Linked DNA regions of Homo sapiens: region 2 is linked to region 1. The links are chromatin loops, found by intact Hi-C in ENCODE. Cell type or tissue: Caco-2. All regions are shown on one strand. Region 1 has its middle 1.6 kb from the start of LINC01733. Region 2 has its middle 67 kb from the start of FAM182B.

Region 1 (2,500 bases):
ATAATACCTCAAATTTAGGTATTACATTGAAATTTTCAAGACTGCTTTACCTCTATTGTTTTAATCTTTAACACCTCAGCTATAGGAATGTTATTATTAATGCCATTTCAGAAATGAAGAAGCCACAGCCAAAACAGCTGTATGATCGCCCTAAGATCATATACAGCTGGAACAGTTTAAGGTCAAGTCAAAAACCACATTTCCTAAACTTCCAACATTCCATCTTTTGCCCCTATATTTTTCTGCCTTTTAGGGATGAAAAGTAAAATATTTATCTTTTATGCTCCAATGTATCAACACTTTAAGTGAACTAAAGATCCAAAAGTGAGTCTGATCTGCTTGCTTTTTCCCACCTCTATTGCTGCCGACCTATCAAGCAAACATCATCTTTCCTCTCAAGTACCTGTAACAACTCCCTTCCTTCTTGCCCCATAAAAATCCATATTATACAGAGAAAACCAACTGACTTTTAAAATATAAATGAGATCATGCCATTTATTTTTGCTTAAAATGATCTGTGGATTCTCAACATACTGGAATAAAATCTAAATCACCAAGTCCTATAAAATTCATGTAATCTGAACCCCTCTCCCGTTTCATCTCCTATCACTCTGTATCCCCTCATTATTCTGCTTTTTTTTTTGTCTGATTGTTGAGCCTATTGCCAAGATTGAGCCTGCCTCTGAGTCTTTGTTCTTCTATTTTACTCTGTTTGAAATGTTCTACCCCCAGATTTCTGCAGAACTGGTTTCAAATTCCTACTCCTCAAAGAGATTTTCTTAAATAACTGAACCTAAACTGACCTTTCCTCTTTCTCCTTCTTTCCTACAGCCTATCCTCTAGTCATTCCTTATCACATTCTGTTTTATTTTTATGCCATTTTTCTTTGCTTTCAGAAGTTATCACACCTTAGAAGTCCACAGAAGAGTTTGTGTATCTTGATTACTATCTGTAACAGAAGCTATGCATTCTTCACTCCTATCTCTAAAGGCTGCTCTGGAAATCACCTGCAACTTCAGTTGTTGTTTCTCTTATATTCTAAAGAGCTTTCTATCTCAACATCTCTCAGCCTGAGGCCATTCTCTGAGTATTATTCCTAGCAGACAAGAAATGCCAGGAAGTTAAGGGCTCAAGGTATTAGGATGGTGCAAAATTAACTGTGGGTTTTGCTATTAACACAACCTTTAGTCCATAGATAAAATCAGGAAATTACTATGTACACGGCTCCTTCATTCCTCAGGTGGCCAATTATAAAGGTGTGTTCGACGTCTTTCACAGTCTCCAGCATGACTGAACCCTAGTTGCCCACAGTAGAAACCAGCTTATTCATGTGCACTTCATTGCCTTTCATTTCTCTATCTATTTTGTTGTTAAATAAAACAAAATCACACCCACTTCCCTGTCCCCAGTGCCTGACTGGACTCATCATACATACTATTGTCCTCTTCCCTCCTCTTTGTTTTCACCATTTTCCTTCCCCACTGGCTTGTCTTGTCTCCACTAATAATCTTCTTTCTATAACTTCCTTCTCTAAGCCATATGCTTTTATCTCTCACCAATGCCCTGGATCACTGTCTTGAAGGTGGTTATCTCCACACGGCCTTTTTGTCTCCAAGTTTCGATAACTAATACTGCCCTTCATCCCTTCAGGCCTAGAGAAGGTAACAGTTGCAGGGTACATACAGAATTATCCCTTTTGGTTTATCTATACACTATCCACAGCTTTTAATTTACTCTTTTATTATATTCTATTCAAATTAAACAACTTAAGTGTATTGTGCATTTTCCCTAGTACACTGATAGGTACCATTTGTACATTCAGGTTTTAGTGTATATTCAAAGAGCGATTTTCCTTTCTTTCTTCCTATGAGATTTTTCACTTATTTCTTGAAATTGGCTTAAAGAATACAGCATATCCAGGTTTTAGGAGAAAAGAGACTCAGCCCTAAAAACAATAATATTTTGCTATGCACTAAATTCACAAGAACAATTTTTCTTTATCTATTTCTGCTTCTTTTTTAATTCCTAGAGAAACAACTTTTTGTCTGATATCTCCTCTTTCTTCAGAAACCTTATTTTTGTTATAGCTCAAAGTAAAGCTCTCGGGCTTCTCTTTTGGAGGCAAACCTTCTCTTTGGAGTAGCATAAAGACATAGTACTCTTATTTACTTCTCTTCAGTTTTATTTTATTTTATTTTATTTTATGAGGAATTAAATGTATAGAGTGAAATATACACATATTCAAGGTATAAACCCAAGTGACACACATCTTAATCTGAACACAAAACATTTCTTTCACCTCATAAACTTCTCTCATACCGCTTTCCAGTCAGTATTGCTGCAACATAAGGCAACTGGTGATGTGGTTTCTATCACCATAAGTTAGTTCTGCCAGTTCTTGAACTTCATATAAATGAAACCATAGCGCATGTAATCTTTGGGTCTAGCTTCTTTCACTCAGTGTAGTTTTTGAAATTTGTCTGTTGCTGTGTGTCTTGAT
Region 2 (2,500 bases), 91 kb before region 1:
AGTGGCCTACCCCTCTTCTAAAAGCCCTGGGGCTCAGGAAAGCCGACCGCGCTTTACAGGACTCGTGCAAACAAGAACAGGGGAGATTGCGAGGTGGAGACCATGTGAACACGAATGGCACTGGCGTATCCCACAGCAGATGGTGTGAACGTGTGTCACCGGAGGCAAACCGGGCGACAGCGAAAGAAACGGTGGTGTCCAGGCATGTGCCGGTGCAAGGGGGGAACGAGTGACCTATCCATCAATGCAAAGGAAAATCGAAGACCACCTGGGACCCGGCGGGTGGGGGCGCCTGTGCCTGACCCAAGCCACGTTTTCAAATGCCTACCAGAGGAGCAAAGAGGTTTCTGCAAAATTCTCCCCACCCCCAACCCTCCACCGCGCTGGTAGCCCTGAGGCAAATTCGGCTGCACCCAGCCCCAGCCACAGCCACAGCCCCAGCCCCAGCCAAGTCCCTTTGGGTCCCTGACATTCGTTTGAGACGGAAGATCAAGGGAGTCTTTCCACCCAGGAGCAGAGGAGAGGATGTCCCTCAAGAAGGAGACAGGCCGCCAAGCGAGAAACCGCTTTGTGGTGCACAGGGCACATTCGGCCAAAGACACACACGCACATGGGCACTCACACACAAACCGACAGAGGGGAAAGAAACACACAGAGACTGAGAGACAGAGAGAGAAGGGAGAATGGGAGACACACACACACTCACAGACGGACACACAAACACACACACACACACACACACACACACACACACACACACACAGAGTCCTTGAGCAGAGGCATTGAAACACACACCCCAAGGCAACCCCTGAGGCTTCGGGGTTCTGCTCTTGACGAGATCGACACTCGGGTGAGGGAGCACCGCAGGGGTACTCAGGCCGACCTGTCCTGGAGGTCACCGCGGCACGACTTTTGGCGAGACTCACCCCAACCAACACCGTCCGGGCAGCCCTGAGGCTGGGATGCCGTGCTGCCTCCCCCGGACTCCGCCTGGGATTTCCTCATTCTGGTCGGCCCTTTGCGAGTCCTGGCATCCGGAGACCTTCCCGTCGACCCCGAGGAGAGGTCAGGCCGGAGCCTCAGAGCCCCGACACACAAGCACTGCCACGGAGCGCTCCTGCTTTGCCAAGCCTCGGGGACTGGTTTCTAAGACAACCGTGGGAACCACTGTGACGGGAGAAGGCGCTCGCGCCTCGCGCATGCGCATTGGCCCACCCGACTGGCGCTCCGCTCCTGGCGGTCAGGCTGCGTCCCCTTTAAATAACGCCACCGCAGCGCGGCGGCAGGGAGGCTCCTGCTGCAGCCGCGGCGGCGGCTGGATCCGGGCTCCAGTTTGGGTCGGCGTGGGAGAGGGGACCGCGGGTGTCTTCTTCTGTCCCACGGCCAAACCCCCAGGAGTCCTGTCCTCAGAAACTCCTTGAGCCGACTTCCACCGAGGGAGGGAGGGGGAGCTTCAGGACGCCTGCTGTGTTCTCAGGACTCCCCTTCAGATCTGATTTTGGCCCCCACCGAGTGAGATAGGATGGGCTCACCACATCTGGTGAGGCAGGCAGGGCCTCGCTGCAGCACACAATGATCCCATGGGTCTCAAGGCATGCTGTCAGCTGAAATTTCACTGATCCATCAGCCCTCTGCCTCCCTTCTCCTTTTAAAGAACACTGGCCTGCCGGGCTTCTAAAAGCCCTGGGGCTCTGGAAGCCAATCGCAATTTACAGGACACGTGCAAACAGGAACAGGGGCGAATCCCAGGTGGAGACCATGCGTTGACGTGTGGCACTGACCAATCCCACAGCAGATGGCTTGAATGTGTGTAACCAGAGGAATGTGGGGCGACGGCGAAACAAACGATGCTGTCTAGGCATGTGCCCGGTGGAAGGGAGGGTCAAGTGACATTTCCATCACAGCAATGAAAAATTAAAGAACACTTGGGAAACAGGAGGCGGCTTGTGACTGACCGGATCCAAAATTTGAAATTCCTGCCAGAGCAACAAATAGGTTTCTGCAAAATTCACCCCAAGGCCAAAGCTCCACCGCCCAGGTAGCCCTCACACAACCTCCCCTGCACCAAGCCCCAGCCCCAGCACCAGCAACAGCCCCAGCCCCAGCCCCAGACCCAGCCCAGTCACCTTGGTTCCCTGACTTTCGTTACGGGCAAAAGATCCAGGGAGACAGTCCACCCAGAAGCAGAGGAGAGGTGTCCCTCAACAATGAGACAGGAATTGCAGAGGAAATGGGACACTACCTGTTCTTGAAGACAAGGCCAGTCACGGTCGCCTAGCGCTCCTTCTAGGCAATCCACGCACCCATGAAGGGAAACATGGAGAACAAGCAAGCTTTCCTGTCTGAGACACTTATGGGAGCAAAGAGCTCCACGGTCACGAGATCTGCCCAATCAAGCAGAAACAGGTTTGGAGAGAGAAACAATCATAACAGGGATCTCCAGGAAATGTCTCCCTGACAGACTGGGAAGTCACGGACTGGGAAGTCCCTGATGGACAGG

What was found. A loop is a pair of places that touch in the nucleus more often than their neighbours do. Peaks named below come from ENCODE experiments on the same cell type or tissue, not always from the same donor. Only the 100,000 strongest peaks of a DNase experiment are listed, where the experiment ranks them.
Region 2: it touches region 1 in a loop (11-fold over the local background); 1 of 110 quality-filtered maps calls a loop at or near these places.

What each region holds. Positions count from the first base shown.
Region 1 is chr20:25,952,972-25,955,471 of GRCh38, forward strand. No RefSeq gene overlaps it. Among named protein-coding and RNA genes, the nearest start is that of LINC01733, 1.6 kb to the right of the region's middle. In Caco-2, no CTCF peak of the experiment used is centred here; a DNase peak (open chromatin) is centred at 1,150.
Region 2 is chr20:25,862,134-25,864,633 of GRCh38, forward strand. No RefSeq gene overlaps it. Among named protein-coding and RNA genes, the nearest start is that of FAM182B, 67 kb to the left of the region's middle. RefSeq lists enhancers at 886-955, 1,066-1,115. In Caco-2, no CTCF peak of the experiment used is centred here; DNase peaks (open chromatin) are centred at 79, 1,208 and 1,758; H3K4me3 peaks cover 1,980 bases.